2 separate regions of the Homo sapiens genome follow, and region 1 is linked to region 2. A link is an interaction called in ENCODE POLR2A ChIA-PET data of the cell type or tissue named here. Cell type or tissue: PC-9. All regions are shown on one strand. Links, peaks and the distances in the headings refer to the core of each region. The heading gives the core; the rest is flanking DNA.

The links. Peaks named below come from ENCODE experiments on the same cell type or tissue, not always from the same donor. Only the 100,000 strongest peaks of a DNase experiment are listed, where the experiment ranks them.
Region 1: POLR2A ChIA-PET joins it to region 2 with 22 read pairs; 2 of 35 experiments call an interaction of 5 or more read pairs at or near these places.

The regions. Positions count from the first base shown.
Region 1 is chr6:142,380,371-142,391,094 of GRCh38, forward strand. It overlaps ADGRG6 (adhesion G protein-coupled receptor G6), which reads left to right. Exons shown (of 25, transcript NM_198569.3): 5 at 1,581-1,649; 6 at 3,390-3,473; 7 at 9,888-9,973. Among named protein-coding and RNA genes, the nearest start is that of ADGRG6, 84 kb to the left of the region's middle. In PC-9, for the core only: no CTCF peak of the experiment used is centred there; a DNase peak (open chromatin) is centred at 5,201; H3K27ac peaks cover 1,123 bases.
Region 2 is chr6:142,442,390-142,453,113 of GRCh38, forward strand. It overlaps ADGRG6 (adhesion G protein-coupled receptor G6), which reads left to right. Exons shown (of 25, transcript NM_198569.3): 25 at 948-3,872. The coding sequence ends at 1,126. Among named protein-coding and RNA genes, the nearest start is that of ADGRG6, 150 kb to the left of the region's middle. In PC-9, for the core only: no CTCF peak of the experiment used is centred there; no DNase peak of the experiment used is centred there.

The DNA.
Region 1 (10,724 bases), core at 2,700-7,699, 62 kb before region 2:
AGAAGTTCATTTTTGGTTTACAATCTTGAGTGCCCACCACTCAAGGTTCTAGTGTGTGGGATTAACCACTGGAAGAAAGACAGAGGGTTCTAGTGCTCATGGTGTTGCTATTTTCCAAAGCCTTACAGCAGCTATCCATTGTTTGTGTATCTGATCATCCTTATCAGTTTTTACTTTACTTTAGCAAAGCCCAGTGACTTGAGTGCACAGACCGTCTCAGTGCCTCCTTGGTACTTGTTTTAGAAATTCTGTCTGCCAGTAAAATACCCATCTCTACTTTCTTACCCCTGGCTCTCTCACAGCCTCCTGTGCCTCATGGGCCTTCTTCTTTGAAATGGATTTTCTGTTCGCTTTTCTTACCAAGCTGCTGTCACATCCTCCTTTGGGCCACTGCCACCTTCGGAGCACTTCCCTAATAGCACTTAGAACTGTGACGCCATCTCCCTTTCATGCCTCCCTGAGAGCAGCGACTTAGCTTAAAGCATCATTCTGGCCTCTGTACCTCACATAATGTAGGCAATAGGTAAATGTTTGTTGAGTGAATGTGTAAAGGTCTGTGACAAGAGCTTCTTGCCAGTCAGTGTCATGTCATAGCCTGCCTGTAATATCAGGCCTTTCTGAAGTATCATGATTCTTTCCTTGGGTCAAGTGCCCTGAGGTATCAAGGATGAAGAAACCATGCCTCTGGAGATACTGTTAAACTGTTAGGTTATTTTCTGCTTATGCATACCGTTTACCTAGTTATGTATCTTTTGTTAGCTCATGTGCGAGCTGTGCCTACACATTCCCACAGGAAAGTTTTGAAATATTTATTAGAATAAAACCACTATTATATAAATGTCCCTTAAAATATCGTGCATATTATATATGTGTGTATATATATGTGTATACACACATATACATATATATTTGTATTTGTGTGTGTTTATGATACAATATGCTTTGTTATAAGCTTAGCCAATTTTTCTCAGACTCAAGCTGTTGGAAAAAGTCTGTTAATTGTCAGAGGGAGATTTAGTGCAACAATGAAAATCTACTTCTACTAAAAAATTAGCTCAAAACTTGTTTCCTGCTGAGGATGAGTTAGTAAAAGCTTGAAATAAAAAGACACAGAGACTGAATTGAAGTCACAGAAACATATTTCTGGAATTACAAATAGCATATGCTAGGATGTATGAACCAAAACTGCGTTTTATGGGTAATTCATATTAACTTCACTTTTGAAACTTATTCTTGATGTTTGTATTATTTTATTTGTATGAATTCCCACCCAAACTCTTAAAATTTATTATACAAAAAGCCCTGAACTTTTTGCACAAACTTTAAGGGGCAGTGGCACTGCTTTTCTTTTCATGTGTGATGACTCACAAGTTGAGTTAAAGATTTTGAGGACAATATCAATACTTTGGTTTTACATTTGAGAAAATTAAGGCACAGTGGCCTTAAGAGACTTTCTTGATATCAAAGAATTACTGGTGGACTCTTCTAGGGCTGCTTCTATTACATCAACCGTATGATTTTTCTGGATAATATCACTAAATCATAAATCAAACTTACATATTCTTTTTGTGTTGATCAAGGTTCCTACCTGATCCCGCTCCCAGCAGCAGAACTGGCCAGCTGTGCAGACCTGGGGACCCTCTGTCAAGGTAGGGAGCCCACACCGTGCTCTGGAATCTCTTTGCTTTCTACTTGCAATTTTGGGTAATGTGGTTGTCATTGTTTTGATTTGTATCTGAATTTTCACTTGGAAAGCCAGAAAACAGCAAAACAGAAGAATTTCTGCATGTGTTTTAGTTGTGTGGGTGCACAGTACGTACGGCATGGAGAAAGAATGCATTCACACCATGGGTAACCACAATTCCACAAAGCTCTGAGTTTTAAAAATGTGAATTTATATCCTATTAAATATGGATTGGTTTCATTTTTCCCCCATGTCTTCTCAAGAATATATTGGACTTGCAAAAAGTCCAGTATAAATACAGTGGTACAATACTTTGAAGAAGTATTCATGTCTATAAAATAAAGAGGGAAATTAATTTGACTATTCAGTTAACTTTAAGATAAGGCCATGAGGCAATTTATGATGACAAGATAACTTAAATTTTAAGATTAAAATGGTTATAGTGAACTAATGTTAATGTAACTGTGTTAATTATTACGATGCTTACTATATCGTGGTCAGTATTTCAGTTACATGTTATGTACTAAATAGCTGCATGCTAAATAATACATAATTAAAGTTATACAAGTTTTAAAATAATAATATAAATATTTTGCTTTATTTTATCATTGCTCTTCCTAATTATCCATGACCCTTTTCATCTATTTATTCTATTAAATACTTCTATAGTGAAGTAGCATGTTCTGTGTACCACATTAAGAATCACAGCCATGCCTTTTGTAAAAGCTGGATCTCTTATTAAGAAGATCATAGCACAAAAGTGACAGGGCTTAGAAGTGAGATTGAAGAAATAAAAACCTAAGCTCTCTTCTGTGGTTCCAGTGTGAGAGTAGGGCAGGCAGGAGGTGGGGTGGGGTAACTCATTATTATCTTTTTTTCCTTTTGGAGACATTATTTCTTTGATATTATTATTAATCAATACCCTATGAAAATTAAGTCATCAAGTAGTTTTTTTTTCCATGATCTCCATGTGGTTTTCAAATTGTTATATGAAATAAAAAAATCTGTAATTCTGTTTAGTTCAAGATCTGAAGTTTAAAAAAAGTTATTTTTATTTTTAAAATTCTTCTCACCTGGGATATCTGACATAATACTTTGAAAATGTCTCCCTTATAAAGCTTGCCCTGTGAAATACTTTTTATCCATCAATGTTTAGTAAACTTTTTGGAATCTTTAAATGATTAACTTAGTCTATGCATTTCATTTGTCTTTTTCTTTACATTCATCTTAAGAAGAAGTACATTTTTCTTCTGAGATTTTATTTCTCTAGTCTCAGTGTATTAGGCAAACTTAGTTTAGATAACTTTCAAGCTGCAGATCTGTACAGGCTGCTTTCTATAACTTTTTCTTTTGACAGACTCAGGAAACCAAGTTCTAGAAGGGTTTAGTGTTTTACTGTGTGATTGCCAGCTTGTTAATGGAGATCTAGGTCTAGAATCTAGAATCAAAATGTCCTTTCTCTCATCACTATGTGCTTGCTCCAGACCCTTGTGTATTATAGCATCAAAGGCCATGTGTACTGATTCTTAATGTGCCATAGAAAGCATTGCTTCATCTTATACATTACAACCTTGGAGTCTTTTGTATTTCAAAGTGGTTTCCATTCTTCCCCTATATATTTTAATGCATTAATTATAGATTGCTTATCCAAATTAACTGTCATGTGCTCTTTGCAAAATTACATCTTTCTCATCTTTATTACCAGCTACTGTAAACTCTCCTAGTACTACACCACCCACTGTCACCACTAACATGCCTGTTACTAACAGAATCGATAAACAAAGGAATGGTAAGAAATCATTACCTTTTATATTTTTAGTATGTCTAACATAAAAAATTGTATTCTAAGGATGGAAATATGTATTATTCCAACAAAGTGTCTGTTACTGGAGTCAATTGGTACATTTGTAGGTTTACAAGATTAGTAAAATTAATAAAGATCACTTAACTCTGTTGAGTTCCTCATTCTTATGACGAGTGGAATGAGTACATCTCCAGTACTCCTCTTTTGCGCTTTTAGCCAAAATTTTTTTCAAAGGAAGTTTTAGGGGAAAGGCATTTAATTAGAAGGCATTAATGTGCATCATAATAGAGATCAGAGAAAAACGTATTTCCATGGTATTTTGTCAGATTATTTGCTGCAGGAAACAAGTTTTAAAGGATTTTATAAATTTCAAAAAATTAAGTAATTTTAATAATTTAATTTCTCACTTAAGTGAACTTTATGGTCATATATTTGTGACATTTACATCAATGTCCATAGTAATACTTTGCTTTCTGTTTTTATTTGCCGAAGAATAATAGAATATGATTATATATCAACTAAAACAAATCAAATTTTGAATGACAACTTCAAATACTTCTTGCTTTTTTCTCCAAATATACTTTTCTATTATTTATAATTTGCAAATACAGCAGTGTACGGTAAGAAATAAACAGAGGAAAAGTCAGGTGAGTGGAATTCTTTAACCTGTTCCTAGATGAACGACATACATGGCCTTTCAGTAATTCACAGTGAGCAATTTCAGTTTCTTCTAATAAAAGAGAAATTCCAATCAGGTGACCACACCATTGCTTTGAATACAGTAATATTCTCAAATATGAAGCATTAGAAACAAAGGAATTTTCTAAACTCCAGTCATTTAGCTTATGAGGCCAAGACATCTGTAATATATCACCAGGGACCCAAAACCCTGAGAAAAGAAACCCACATAGTTCATTTTTTCTTGGCTTCAGAGGTTACATCAATTTCCTCTGTAGGACATTTAAATTGGAACTATGGAATATTTTACATGAAACATAGATATAAATTTCAGTAGGGTTATAAAGACATCGATTCAGATAGTGTTTATGGTTATTCTGATAGTTACACCAAGGAGATTTATGATGGAGCAAAAATTCCAGCAACCCCCAAGAAAGCAACAGCAGCTGAAATTTCCAGTGCATATTTCACATGGACTCTAGCCAGTAGATGGGAATATTATAATTCTAACTAAGTATTTCACTCTTTGTATGAACATACAAAGAGCCTCTGTGGTATTCTCCCTCCAGGATTGACACATCCTCTACTGTCCAAGAACATTTATACGGTGCTTCAGAGTCCTTGACTTGGTGGAGTGGAGCTGTATTCACTCAATCATGTCATTTCTGACATTCTTGAAGAAAGCCTTGTTTAGGCCATCTCTCTCTGCGTCATAACCTTCATTGGAGTTTTAACAAAGCAAGCAAATGTTAGAATCAGTTAAAATGGTCTGTCTTGACCACATTAATGAAAAAAATCTAATTCAGATAATTCTTAATCAAAATGTCATCAGCGTTTAAAAATATTCAGGTCATTATATGACAGAAATATTCTCAAAATTGTGTTCTCAAATTTGTGTACCATCTTAACAATTGTTATTTTTACCATGTCTCTGAACCACCTATACTATTTACTATGTTTTTTTTCCTAAATTGACTCACTTTTTAATGTAAACATTTGTGTTTACTTGGGAAAATCTATTTCACAATTGTAAAGTGAAACCAGTCCTACTTGTTATAACACAGTTGTAAAAAGTGAATATAAATATAATGTAAACAATGTTTTAAAATTCTCCCTGTATCCTATTGCCTTCTCACATCTTAGCGCCTGAAGCCTTTATTATCTTTTTAAAAAGGAAGACTAACAAAGTATTAGAGACAGACTATATTAAGTTTTTTTTCTTTGATGTAATCAAATTTGAAATAATTGAAAAGAGAATTACTTTTTCACCTTATGAATACATGCTATTTAATGTCATGTCCTGGATTATCATCATTGATATAACATTAATAATTTCTTATTCTTTGGGAAACAGAGAGTAAAGATTCTCAGGCTTACATTCTGATATATTAGAGAATACTATTTTATTTACTGTAAGAAAGATTGGCACAACTGTCAAATCTATTATCTAATTTGTCCATTCCTTTTAACTCTTGGCTATCAGAATTTTACTGAATTAATCAATAACAATATTGCATTGTGGGGAGAGGAGAGGGGTTGAGTTTGCTTGATAATCAGATATATTTATCATAGTATATCAATAGAATTTGTTTTCCTGGCTTTTGTGAAATGTCCCTGTTTTTCTGTGTGAAGTTATTTTTGTTGTTTGCAATAGGACTTTTATCTGATACCTCAAATTACACTAAGTCCTCATTAATGTCATTGATAGGTTCTTGGAAATTCTGACTTTGAGTAAAATAACATGTAATGAAACCAATCTTACCATAGGCTGATTGATATAAACAAGAGTTAAGTTCCTACGGCATATTTCTGGTCACAGAAACATCACCAAACTTCCAAATAAAGGCCGAAACACTTCTAATATTAAACATTGCAGTTAATATGAGCTGTACATACATTTAAGAAACATTAGTGAAAACAAGTAAGATAATTGATTGCCCAATTTTGGGTGAGCCAGTGAGTGACTGCAGTCTTAGTGGCGGTGGTGGGTTAAATCAAGAAACAAATTTTTGCACAATGAAAATTGTGAGGAGCACCTCCTGCCACCAAGCAGTTCCAAAACAATCACCAATATGGGGGTTTGCCGAGTGCTTTCATACTGTATCACTTATTGTCGTGCATTTATATGATTATCTTATACTTTATGAATTTTTGTTTTACAGTAATTTGTAGCCATTCATTCATTGACTTTCCAACCTGCTTATTCCATCCAGTTCAGGGTAGCGGGTGGCTGGAGCCATCTGGGCAGCTCGGGGCAGCAGGCAGAAACTAGCCCTGGCCAGGACTCCATCCCATGGCAGGGCACACTCACACACACCCACACCCACTCACACTGGGACCATGTAGACAGGCCAGTGAATCCAAGGTACACAGCTTTGGGATGTGGGAAGACACTGGAGGACCTGGAGAAACCCCATGAAGACAAGGGGAGAACATGCAGACCCTACGCAGACAGGGGACCTGGCCAGGCATTGAGTCGTCTCCTCATCAACTTTGTAATGAAGCTCTGTTGAATGAAATGATGTTACTCAAGGACCTGCTGTGTACACTAAGAAAGTCTTTAAAGCTACTTTTCACAAACAGATATTTCAGGATATGGGTAATCTGGGGATTCCCACAAATAATGATCTTTTTTATGTTTTCCATTACATTCCCAAGAAAAGCTCTTGGACTAATTATTATTCCATTCCAAATCATATCTTCTCTGCTCAAACATCACTAGCTACTGAATAGTAAGCTTTTGTGAGGTTGTCACAAGCAACCCAAGTAAGGAATTAACTCCATTAGTCTCTATTATTGTTCTAAAAACCTAGTTTACAAGTAAGTACAGATTGTAACACTGCTTCCAGTTTCTCACATACGTTTAGCTGCTTAAATAACAAATTCCTTCTAAGATCATTTGAATGGATCCATTACTCTAGCTTTTTATGCCATATGTCTTAAAGAAATTGTGTATGTAGGAGCTGCAGGATGCCAGTCATATTGTAAATGCCACTGTCGTAATAGAATTGCCTCATCACTAGTTCAAAGAAATAACCAGGTGTCTAGATTAGCATTTGGTTTATATTTTAACGTCTATTTTTTCAAATAGGCCTATCATTTCAAACCTGTATTTTACGTCCTTGAAATAGCATAGATAGAGCAGTGTCATTTCTGTATTCTCCAAGAAACTCTGAAAAAAGTGTAAGAAGATAAAAAAGGGAAAGATTAATTGGAGAGAGACCTACAAAAAATAATGTTGTTTTGATACATTGGTAATGGCAGACAGTGATTTCTGCTTGAAGTTCTACATGCTGAAAGAAGTATCTAAATGGAAAATGGATATATTCTTAAATCATTTTTCCCCAATTAATGTCTATAATAAATTCTTTGGGCCTAGATGTCATTATTAGGATAGTACATACATATTTTGAAGTCTCTGGAACACATGAAGATTTGTGAATAGCTTTTAAAACACCGTGAGTGTTGTTAACATTTGTAAGAGAGGACAACTTTACTGCTATGGTAACATGGAAAATCCTGCATAAGTGTGTCTTAATTATGCATTTCCTCCAATGGCAATGTTGAAGCCAATTATTTTGCTGTAGTCCAAAACCCTGCTCATCAGCCCTTCAGTGGGCATATTTTTTTATGTTGCTTTGACAGTTCACTCTTGGACTTTTCTCATGGTTACTTGTTGACTGCACTATTCCAAAATTTTAAATAAGTATAACAAGTGGACTGGGGCAGGAAACAATGTTTAAAGAAAACATCTTAAATATTTGGATGCTTTCTTAAAAATTCAGAAATGTCAATGATTTTTAGAATTTTGCAATATTTTCCTTAGAGGGAACAAATACTACTGTTATAACAAAAGCATGCTTTAGGTTTCCATCTAGTGGTGGCTTTTCAGATACTCTGCTAGCATTGATAATACAGATGCTCCTCCACTTACGGTAGGGTTTGCATTCCTATAAACCCACTATTAAGTTGAAAATACTGGAAAATATCAAAAGTCAAAAATACATTTAATACACCCAACTTGCTGAACATCATAGCTTGCTGAACCCACCTTAAACACGTTCAGAACACTTACCTTAGCCTACAGCTGGGCAAAATCATCTAACACAGAGTCTATTTTATAATAAAGTGTTGAATATCTCATGTACTTTATTGAATGCTGAACTTAAAGTGAAAAGTGAAATGGTCATATGGGTACTAGAAGTACAGTTTCCACCGAATGCCTGTTGTTTTCCCACCATCGTAAAGTTGAATGATCTTGAACTGTAAGTAGGGAAGCTTCTGTATAGTCACAGAATATTATCAGGATCCTGAAATAACTCTTTGACCCTTGCAATTCTGAATTTCCTCCCAATCATTCAGAACATCTGTGATTTTATTTGATGAGATCCACAGTGTAAAAGTTATCTTTATATGAATTATTTGTTTTATATGTTCCTCCAAATATTTTTCATTCAGAACATTTTTTAAAGGAATATAAAAGTCAAGATCATTAAAATACCCGAAGAATTTTAGAAGTTGAAATAGTCTGCATAAATTAAACTCACCTGTGCTTGGACTTGTGCCAGTTTTATATATTTATATTACTACATCCAGGGGCAGCAATTTATATTGTTTAGCACAAGACTCTGATTCTTACTGGAAAGACATTCCTTTGGTAGTGGGACTGGAATTTGCATTTTGGTGGATTTGGAAATTCCCAGAGGCAAACTTTTACATTTTTTTTTCTACTGCCTCCCCACAATTTTTACTGTTTTCTTCAACATTGCTATAATTATGTATTTCTATATTTTGTGTGCCTATTTTACTTAAGACTTACCTAAACATAAGCATGAAGAAAGATGATCAACAAAGGAGACTCAAAAAATTTTCTTCTCTCTGTATCTTACCATAATTTAAAAGGGTATTTTTCTTACTAGCTACTTTGACTAAAGCACCCATTTACAGCTATTTAGCAAACCCTTGCTGGTGAGTTTGATTTTTCATTTTAAAAAATCAGTTTACTTTAAAGATTCCCCCCACCCAAAGAGCAGAATCTTCTTTACAATAAGGTTTTCTTTTTATTTTCTTTTTCAAGTGATTTAGTCCAATGAAAATTCTACCTGCAAATATTGTTTCTTTTTTTCCCTCTATTTTGGTATAAATGAGCATATTTAAGAAATTTTGATGAAAAGTCTGGTGAAATGCAGCCTAGTAGTTTAATAGAAGTATTTTATTAAGCAGGGGAAAGAGAGGAAAAGGAGAGGAATTAGGGTAGTAAGTATGTGTATGCCTGTTCTGCTTTTTCAAGTTAATTCCTCCATATGATCTCATTCAAGTTTTCACATCCCAAACTCTTTATCATTCTTTATAATGCACAGAAAGCATAATGCCTGTTATAAGAAGTCAAATTGTACATGAAAACAGTTAACACATTACAGACAGTAGATATAAGAAATCTATAGAATTAAAAATATGAAGAAACATATGCAAGTAATAAGAGTAAGCTAATTGATAACTATTTCTAAGAAGTTGGAAGGTCAATAAGCTTAACATCAAAATATTTCAGAACTTTTTTTGCCTATGTAGAAGGTGTTTCTTTTAACTTATATTGTAAATTATGTGATTATGAATAAAACTATATGATTATGTAAGACTTACATGATCATAACTTTAAATTGTTTGATAATTATATAACTATAAACATATAATTAATGGACTAATCCTATTTCCAATGGGCAGATGGAATTATCTATAGAATATCCGTAGTGATTCAGAACATCCTTCGTCACCCTGAGGTAAAAGTACAGAGCAAGGTGGCAGAATGGGTAAGTGAGCTTGTAACTTTTCTTTTTTAAAAAAATTCTTTAACTTCTGGGAATCTGGAAAAGACTAGTTAACTGAATCCACAGATCATACTGAAACACAGATGGTATTCATTAGAAATATATGAGTAGATATGTAAGTGAGGTGTTGTCCTTATGCATAGGAAGAGAAGTACATTTGAATAAAGGATAAGAACTGAGCCTAATAGACTATCAATGTCTTAAATAAGAAAAGTATCGCACAAATGGAAATAGATTTTGGTGGCAACAGGTATCTGTATTTCATATTAGATCCATGTATTTTCTGCTATATTTTTAAATAGATTATTTTAAAAATTGTTTGAATGTTTGATCAAAACCAGCAAGTATGAAAAGACGCATTATGAAAGTCTTCCACCCATCCTTGCTGCTCATCTGCATGGAACCAACCCAATAACCAACAGCAAATAGGAAATCACTATTAGTTTTCTCCGCTTTTTTCCAGATTTCTTTGTGCACATGAAAGAAAATTAAACTATAGATTCTTATTTTCCTTCTTTTTTACACGAAAAGTAGTATACTTTACATACCGTTCTATACCGTACTTATTTTTATTGTTGCCAGATTTGCAACATTAGAGAACTACATGTTTTTTTTGTTTTGAAAAAACAATGCATAATATTTCATTATGTGGCTGTTCAGTCATTTATTTAGCAGATCTTCTGTTGATGGACAGTTAGGCTGTAATTTATTTAACCAGTATCCTATTGGTAAA
Region 2 (10,724 bases), core at 2,697-7,696:
GAAGACAACCATACGTCTTTATAGATAATAGAGCATAAGTGGGTTTCAGAACACTATCTGAGCCAATTTTAGAAAGCTTTTGTGTATAGGGAAATAACATTTAAATATATGATACTGAAAATTTTAGAAAAAATTATTTAGCAGTCCTTTATTACTATCAGTTGCTATAATATTAGTGCTGTTAGCAATAACATCATTCAGAAACTACAAGATAATTAATATAAATAAATCATTTTCTATTAAAATATTTCTGGTAATAACTTTGATTGCTACAATTAAAAAAATAATTCACAAGAAGTACCCTTTTTGCTATTTTCCAGTTGTTTATCCAGCTAAAAACCTTGGGAAAATACGTTCAAAGTAGCATTTCATATTTATTTTCATTTGCTTGTATTCTCCAAAATCCTTTAAATTTAATTTTATAAAATTTTTTGTTATGAAAAGTGTCAAACCTATATAAAAAATAGAGAGGATACTATTATAAAGCCCCTTGTAACCATCAATTTATAGCCAGTTATACACCCCTACCCATTTTTCCCTTCCTATATTATTTGAAAACATATCTTAGATATAATTTCTTCCACAAATATTTCAGCACATTCTAATTCCTTATAATTTTGTACATCTTTCAAGCCATAGTGCATGTTTTTTTGAAGTGGTTTTCCAATTATTTTTTCATTGGCTCTGCTACATTCAAGAATATTTCGTATGGTAAGCCACAGTACAAATTACTAGAAGGGAAGTTGACACTCAGTGACTATCAGGAGTATACTTAGAAGAAGAAAAACATGGAAGTTTAGTGTTGCCTATTACCTAATATAAGAAAGAATCGGAGCTTTATTTTCTTTTGTTCTTCTTTAATGTGCAAAACGGAGTATACAATATGGTGGCCTGTAGGCATGCCACCAGCTCATCTTGAACCTAATTTCTTGTATCATTTCTTGCAGACAGTGCTTCCATGGACAAGTCCTTGTCAAAACTGGCCCATGCTGATGGAGATCAAACATCAATCATCCCTGTCCATCAGGTCATTGATAAGGTCAAGGGTTATTGCAATGCTCATTCAGACAACTTCTATAAAAATATTATCATGTCAGACACCTTCAGCCACAGCACAAAGTTTTAATGTCTTTAAGAAAAAGAAATCAATCTGCAGAAATGTGAAGATTTGCAAGCAGTGTAAACTGCAACTAGTGATGTAAATGTGCTATTACCTAGGTAACTGCATATATATAAGGAATGTATTTTGTTAAGAAGGCTTTTGTGAAATTCAGAATTTTTCTTTTTAATATATTTCTTCCATGGAAGAGTTGTCATCACTAAAACTTCAGTACTGAGAGTAACATGACTCAGTAGCCACAGAAGCTATGATTTGTAAAATATATAATTGAATCAGAGTAATCATAATGCAGGGGAGACATTCAAATTAGAGACAAGGGAGAAGCAATGCTGAGGAAGACCCTAGATAGAGCTCATTTTACTCCACCTAATCGTTATATCTGGATATACCCATTTTCTGCATCTTCTTTCTCAACAATAAAAAATGTAACTATTTTGAATGCCCACAAATCCCATTCCAGTGTTACTTTCTGTGAATGCAGTACCATATTCTCATTTTCAATGACATTTCAACCACAGGCAGAAAAGACTGTTTACTCCTTGACCCAAAGATTAAAAAGGATTTTTTATTATTTTAAATATTACACCTTCAGAACCATAACATGCTTAAGAAAACTTTCCCAAAATGTTGACCTAGTTAAATGAGGCTATATAAATTTCTAATATTTTACTTATTCTATTCAAGGCATAGGGCCAAAGCATTAAGTATAATTTAATCCCATACATTCGAGTTAAGTTTAGTGTTGATGTTCCATCATTCTGGACCTCCCAGGAGTTGTTTAAGAATGAATCTCTTACACCTCTACTTTTGCCCCTCTACTGTATATTAAGCCCATAGGCTTGTGGGAGGAAGGAGAATTTCCATTAGGCAAGCTGTATGCAGTGGAATTTTCCTTTTAGGAGACACACAATTAAGACTCTCTGGTTCTGTCCTTGCTTTGGAGACTTTAAGACATTTCCTAAAGCACAAATAAAAGCCTCGTATTTCCCCATTGAGAGTTTTGTTCCAAGGAATATGAAGTGAGACATATGGGTGAGTCATAATAATCAAAATAATTTATGAAGAGCTGGGTCTGCAATAGCTAGTCTAAAAACTACTTGTGTGTCAGTCCTCTGGTTATAGTATATAAGAGCCTGAGGAGGTCTGGCAAGATAGATGGTGTATTATTTATGGATCAGGCTGCTGCATACAAACCTTGCATACTATTATGCAGCTTACCTAACTCTCAGACTATTCTGAGTAATGCTTGCTTGCTAATGAATGTATAGGAGACCACATTGTAATTGTTCTTAGATGATGGAGTCCATGCAGTTTCTTAGAAATCGGTCTCAGTGCATGCTGTGCTTTTTCACATTTGCTCTGGGTTATCTGGGAAGTATCAGGTTCTGGGAGGCAACAGCATTAAGTGATAAGAAAAGGAGACATTCTGGCAAAGCCAATCTGCTTAAAGGCAAAGTCCAGAACCTGGAACCTAGAGGCCTTTCTCTCTGCACGAAAAACAGGTAGTTTGCAGTCTGAGATATGGGAGAGCTTTTAGGCTACACAGCAACCCAAGGGACCTCTCACCTTTTGCTGAGCTTCAATCAGGAAGCTATTTGCCTGGCTCCAGCAGATGATGAGATAATGAGGTAGTGGGTTTTTTATTACTGTTCCATTTTGCAACATCCTGCAACACCATCCTGGGAGACAAGAGCATTACCCAGCTTGGCTTTCACGGGGGAGGGTTGTATTCAGTAAAAAAGAATAGTAAATATAAGGTCACTGAGATTCTAAGTAAGATAGTAAATCTAAGGTCACTGAGCCAAATCCTTTTCAATAGGCATATATTAACAGGCTGCTTATTTTGGCGGAGGTTACATATGGATGAAAATGAATCTTAGTCACTGAATATTCATATACATTTCCCCCAAAACCTTAGACATTCATAGTAGATTTTAATTAGTTAGCTTTCTAACTAGTCAGATTTCTGCCCAAAGTGCTTAGTCAATAGTAATTAAGATATAGCTTCAAAAATGGCTTTGCTTTTGATTTCTACTCATATTCGTATGGCTCCAGAAAAATATTTTTTTCATATTTGACAATGTCAGCTCCACTTTAGAAATTTTCAATAACCAGATGAGAAAAAAATTAAGAAATTGCTCAAGGGAAACATTTGTAAATGGATTTGAAAGATTGAGCCAAATTCTGTTGTCAGTTCTAAGCATGCAGTTCTCACCTCCATTTAGTCCCCCATCAGAACAGAGGTCAGGAATTTAGCTGGGGAGCCTAAATTTAGTTCAGCTTACCTTTGAGAATAGCATCAATTCAGACTCTCTTTTCATTATGTTTTCTTTTCTTTTTCCCTCTTTTTAAACTACATTGTGTTAGAGTCATAGTCTAGGATCCTGAGAGATTTTCCATTCTTGTCACCATTCACTTGCATTGTAAAGATTTTCTTTGTCTGTTGTTGGCATAGATTCTTTTGTACATATTTATTTATTTGTGTTTATATATGTCAATTGGTTTCCTTTCTTAGCTTGATATTGCCTAGCTTTGTTGTTTTAATTAACTTTCTATTAGAGAGACTGTATATATTTTTTCTAAATACTTTGTGAAATCATTTTTGGTAGCAATATCTTTGAATATGATGAATAAAAGTGACTGTGAGTGCAAATAGAATTAGCAGTAAGAAGCTACTCTAGCTAATTTGCCATTTTACTTAAATGGAAAATGTTTTTCAAATAAATACTTATGTTGTTCATGTTCCAAGTTATTCAATTCCTTTATGAGTGAATGTTTTTACTTTTGACTCCTAAATAGGAAAAGATTATTTGACAGCTGGAAAATAACCTGCCACCAATTAAGCGAGTGACATAGGGCTACTTTGCCAAAACACTCAGAATGAGTATGTTACACAGATCCAGTTCACTAAGGATTAATGCATTTTGAAGTTCTTAGAATTTGTTGGGATGACTGATGCAAAGCCAAGTTCTACAGCAGATTAAAAATAATACAGGTTTCTTTCGGGGAATGTCTTCAGTATCCTCAAAAGGGAACTGATTCAGTAACCTGTAGAAGATAGGACCTAGGATATTTTTCTCACATTTATAGTTGCTATTTTCATTGTGAGAGGCTTAGCAAATGATACATTTTAGCGAACTTCACTTACTTGATGAGAACAGAACCTCCCCACTTCCTTTTACTGTAGATATTTAGGATAACTTTTTTTCTGCAGTGAGCCAAAGCCCAATTTTGCTTACTGCCCTACTCAGCAAAGTGTATGCCCAGTGCAAAGTTGTGAGGTGTTTTGACGGTCACTGCTAAACCAGGTCTTCCAAGCCAATGTTCACAACTCCTGGCCAAGCCATGTTAAGAAAATAGACAAGCAGCTGCTTAAGGCTCATCTACAGTCATTTACATGCAGGTTACTTCGGAAAGCTGGAGGGGTAGAATTGGGGAACAAATGAAAAACACGTATTTGATTTGCAGGCTGACCTGTGTTGGTAATATTTTTGAAATCTGGAGGAATTGGTCTGTATAAATTCAGTGTTTTGGAAGCACTTCTCTGTTTCCAGTTGAATAACATTCCATTTCTCTCATATAAAAACATTAAATAGCTCTCTCCCTCCTCCCCACCAAAATCCTTCTCCCCTTTCTTCTGTTCTGTCTCCCTTTTTCCTTCCCTCCTTCCATCTTTATTTCAAGGAAGAATAATTAGTGTTAACAGTTCTTTTTTTGCTTCCCTAGAGAGAAATAAGAATAAACGTGAAATTTTCAAGTGTTTGCATTTATATTCTATATAGCCTGTTCCGCAAAAGAAAAAAAGTAAAAAAAGAAAAAAGGATGCTTTGTTACCATAGGCAGCTCCAACCTAAATTGAGTAATCTGAACTATATAGGAAAAAAAAAAACAAAAAAACAAAAACAAACCATGGACAGGCACAGTGGCTAACGACTGTAATCCCAGCACTTTCGCCAAGGCAGGCAGAGGTCAGGAGTTCGAGACCAGCCTGGGCAACATGGTGAAACCCCATCTCTACTAAAAACTCAAACACTAGCCAGGCACGTTGGTGCATGCCTGTAGTCCTAGCTACTCGGGAGGCTGAGACAGTCAGATTGTTTGAACTTGGGAGGCGGAGTTTGCAGTGAAAGCTAAGATCGGGCCACTGCACTCCAACCTGGGTGACAGAGCAAGACTCCATCTCAAAAAAAACAAAAATTTATAAATATGTTTGGATGCCAGATGTTTATTTCCTATATCATGGAATTTTCAGCACAGTTCTATGACATGTTGTTAGTTCACTCTTCCATTTGGGGAAACAGATGATTAAAAACAGTAAGTAACCTGCCTGTGGCCACAGAGACGGTAAGAGCGGGACTCAAATCTAAGTCCGTCTGACTCTGTTCATTCTTCTACATCAGCTTCCCTAGCCACCTCCTTCAAAGAACCTACAGCCTGGTGAAGGAAGAGAATCCAAGGCCAGGATAAATGCCCTGATATCCATTTGTCAGAAGCTTCTGGAGCTTCAGGCAAAACCTCTGGGCTAGCAAACCAGTAGCGATGATTTGGTCTTTCAAGTTCTGGTAGATTCTGATTGGCCTCTCCTGAAGGTAAGGAAAGATTCTAGACAAGGAGATTGGAAAGTCCAAAGAAATGGGTGGAAAAGAGTTGAGGCTGACTTGATTGCAGGGTGTCGAAAGGGGTTGCAGAGGGATGACAGCCATTGTGTGAATAACCCAAGTGGCTGGCTAGAGAAGTTTTAGCTTAGCAGCAGGCACAAGAGAGGCATAAAGGCTTCTAGGCAATGAAGGAACCCAATCCTAGTTGGGCTTTAGGGCCATGACTGTGCTGGGATCATCAGAATGAAGAGGGGCTGAACTTGGAGAGAACAGTGAGGAGCCCTTTGGAAGAGTCAGCAGAGCAGCAAGGCAAATTGAGGAGTGGTGTCTGGGGGTCACAGGTCTCAGAAGTGGCAACGCCGTCAGAAGGCTTTCAAAGTAGCAGCCATCCCATGCATTGGTACAGCTACCTTGCCATATTCAGAACAGCAGGGAACACCTTGGTTGTATCCAGTTGGCACGGAGTTAGAAGGGCCTTGAAAGAAGCAAGCCTTCAAGAGACAAGCTGCTTATGTCAAAAATGTGGGAAGGTAGAGAAGAGAAGGTAAGCTGTTTAAAAGAGTATTAACTTAAAGGAAAGTGTCTTATGAAGTTTAATTTGTTCACTTGTTTTATGGAATACAATATTCGAAGGCAAAATGAAAGGCATCAGAAGAGAGTGAATGGTTGGTACAGCAGGCTCCTAGAGGTGAGAGGAGAATGGATGAGAAACAGAAGAGGCCTATCTTCTTCTGAGATCAAAAAACAGGCTATTAGATAAGACAAAGGTGCAGGTATTGGAGAAAGCTTGTTGAGTTTCCTAATTTTTGTTCAGTAAAATAATTAGAGGCTCATTTCACCTGCTGGGTATTGCAAGATAGAAGGTATTAGGATGGGGACCTGAGTAAAAGTTAAAGGATTTGGAACAACCTCCCAGGGAATGCAAATCCCTGGCAAAATTACATTAAATAAATAAATAATGTTTGCCCTTAGGGTGGCTTTTAAAAGGATAGTAGCCAAATCATTTTATTAAAATATTTTTATTTGCTGTGTTTTGAAAAACCAATTTGTTTCAAGGTCATAACTAAACACTTAATATTCTAAAGTCTCAAACCTTATTGGTCAAGGATGTATTTTAATCACTTGTAAATAAATGGACAATGAATAATTTCAGATACACTGTAAATCTTTTGAATCTTTTAACTTACATATTCTGTTTGACTTGACTTTTTTTCATTCTGAATCACTGAAAATGATTTTTATAAATTCAGATGTCAATTAGAATAAAATATTTGATATTCTCTTTTTTTTTGCTTTTGTTTTGTTTTTGTTTTTTGAGACACAGTCTCACTCTGTCACCCAGGTTAGAGTCAGGTGGCACAATACAGCTCACTGTAGCCTTGACCTCCCAAACCTCATGTAATCCTCCCGCCTCAGCCTGCTGAGTACCTGGGACTACAGGCATGTGGCACCTGTAGTGGAATATTTTGTGTAGAGAGGTCTACAGTGTTGCCTAGGTTGGTCTTGAACTCCTGGGTACAGGCATTCCTCCCACCTCAGCCCCCCAAAGTTCCGGGATTACAGGTGTGAGCCACCTCACTGGGCCTGATATAATCATAAATACATTTTAATATTGATACTTGTAGTATCTGGTTCACACTGCATGTGAAAATAACAAAATCAAGAGTTTAAATACCCTAGGAGCAAAAGAAAGACCTGTAGAACACTGGAACATTTTTCTGTTTCATTGTCCTAAGCCTCAATCTATCATGTATACCAAGTAACTTCCGCCCTTTTTTGGTTCTCAGGGGTTGCAAAATAAAGCACAGAACCTTCCTAGGAAGAGTTCACTGGCCAAGAGAGATGATAGTTCTTACACATTCAAAACTATTTAAACTCAAAGAATAATTGGTTTATTTATAAAGATCTAAAATGTAATCAGTGATACCCAACTAGAGCAAATACATTCTCTGCCATAGCACTTAACTGCATTAAATATTGCCTTAAATTTGACACCTTATATATATTGTGTGTGTGTTTTTAAATTTCATGTGCATGTGACTTTTCTACTGAATAATATTATTAAACTTCTGTGCATTGGGTTATGTTTATAGTCATCATTTTGATAAGCAGTAGCATACTGCTTAGTCACGTAACAGGTGCTTGGTTAATATTTATTGAATTAAATTGGAATGTGTAGTTGACCTGGTCCACTTGCATTGTATATTTTAGAAAAGTAGATGTTAAAGTACCTTGGATTTTTGTGGTTTGCAAGAACATGGACTAGAAATAAAATGCAAAGAAAAAAAGTATTAGCTTTATGCTCTTCAAGCCCCTTTATCCCAGTTGCTGTATGTTACCCTATATGATACAGGCAAATGGTTAAGAACAAAAAGACAGCAATTTTATAGTCACTGTCAATCTTTTTTAATGGTATTGTGTCCAGAATTTATTCCTTCCGGTGGGTTCTTGGTCTCGCTGACTTCAAGAATGAAGCCGCAGACCCCTACGGTGAGTGTTACAGCTCTTAAAGATGGTGTGTCCAGAGTTTGTTCCTTCAGGTGTTCGGATGTGTCCAGAGTTTCTTCCTTCGGTTTGTGGTCTTGCTGACTTAAGGAGTGAAGCCACAGACTTTCGCAGTGAGTATTACAGCTCTTAAAGGTGGCACATCTGGAGTTGTTTGTTCTTCCCTCCTCCCGGTGGGTTCGTGGTCTCGCTAACTTCAGGAGTGAAGCCACAGACCCTTCCAGTGAGTGTTACAGCTCATAAAGGTAGTGTGGACCCAAAGAGTGAGCAGCAGCAAGATTTATTGTGAACAGCAAAAGAAGAAAGCTTCCACAGCATGGAAGGGGACCTGAGCAGGTTGCCGCTGCTGGCTGGGGTGGCCAGCTTTTATTCCCTTATTTGGCCCCGCCCACATCCTGCTGATTGGTCCATTTTACAGAGTGCTGATTGCTCCATTTTACAGAGTTCTGATTGGTGCGTTTTTACAGAGTGCTGATTGGTGCATTTACAATACTTTCGCTAGACACAGAGTGCTTATTGGTGCATTTACAATCTTTTAGCTAGACACAAAAGTTCTCCAAGTCCCCACCGGACCCAGAAGCTCAGGTGGCTTCACCTCTCAGTATCAGGAAAGGAACTGGCTGGACTCAAGTCTGAGATGAATATGCAGAAAATCCTGCTTTTGAGCAGTTGTCTTGGGAACTGTTTTATGGCTCAAGCTAGCTTTAATATTAGAAATTTAATGTAAGAGCACAGAGGGACCTCATAGAGCCCAGCATCCAGGGGTGCAGCCAGACTTTGGGGGATGTAGGACCAAGGGATGATGGCTTTGGTCATCAAGCAGCCATTTTCTTTGTGTTGCTGTTGTTGCTGCTGTTGTTTTAAAGAATGTTTTAGTGCCATTTTGGTTCACAGCAAAATTGGGGAAAGCAGCACAGAGATTTCCCATATATCCCCTTCCACAACTCATGCATACTTTTCATTATCAACATCCCCCACCAGAGTAGAACATTTGTTACAATTGATGAACCTGCATTGACACTTCATTATGACCCAGAGTCCATAGTTTACATTAGGGTTCACTCTTGGTGCTGTACATTCTATGGGTTTGGGTGAATATATAATGACATGTATCTACCATTAAAGTATCATACAGAAAATTTTCACAGCCCTAAAAACTTCTGTGCTACATATTCATTCCTCCCTCCCCACTACCCCTTCCTCAGCAACTACTGATCTTTTTATTATCTTTATAGTTTTACCTTTTCCAGAATGTCTCATAACTGGATTCATATGGTAGGTAGAATTTTCAGATTGGCTTCTTTCACTTAGTAATATGCATTTACATTTCCACCATGCCTTTTCATAACCTAATAGCTCATTTCTTTTTAGTGCTGAATAATCTGTTGTCTGGATGTACCACAGTTTAGTTTCCACTCACCTACTGAAGGATGTATTGGTTGCTTCCAAGTTTTGGCAATGATGAATAAAGCCATCATAAACATTGATGTGAAGGTGTTTGTATAGATGTAAGTTTTCAGTTCCTTTGGATAAATATCAAAGAGCATGATTGCTGGCTTGTATGATGAGTATGTCTCGTTTGGTAATAAACTGCCAAACTGCCTTCCAAAGTGGTGATGCTATCATTTTCATCTTTGCTCTTTTTTCCATATCTGCAGCAGACTAGCTTCCTTTCTACAGTATCATACGGAGTATTTTTGCTGCCCTAAAAACTCTGTGCTCTGCCTATTCATCACTCTCTCCTCCAGCCCCCAGGCAACCACTGATCTTTAATTTCTGTTTCTTCAGAGTTACATGTTATATGGGGTTTGATATTACCATGGTACGCATTCTGGCCTCAGTCCTAAACATAAACATACAGCTCTGGTTCTCAATACCAAATAACCGTTGTTTCAGTGTCTCTTCATTTAAATTCTTGAGAAAGATCCATGATTAACTCAGCTTTAATCAAGTGTCTACACCTGGTCCAAGGACACTTGGTATGAATATGGCTGCTGAGACTCACCCATTCAAAAGAAGCTGTGGAGAAGGGAAGGGGCAAAGTTGCTAATTCAGACAGGATGTTTATTTAGACTGTGTTCAATTATGATAAATGATGCAAAAAAGTTATTTATTAAAGAGTGTCAGTTAACTCACTGTGTTAGCTTGGGTCACCCAGGAAGTGGATGCCAAGGTGGACTTAGGAATTCCAGCTGTTTATTGGGGATAGTGCCTGTGAAAGATAACAGAAAAGGGAGCAGGAGTAGGCAAGGAAAGCCTATAAAAGGAGAGTAGGAAGGAGGAAGACAAGGTAGAAATAGCCTCAGACTGCAGTATAATTCTGAGGAAGTCCTGGCCAGCCCATCAAGGAGATCCAGCACAAAGATTTCTCATTGAGGAGTCCCATTCTGGTTGGAAATGACCTCCAGTTATTGACTGGAGGCCACGTGGGAATAGGATGTTCCCAGCTCTAAGCCTCCAGCAGACCTCAAAAGCATTGTATCTGGAAGCTGTAGCCTGAC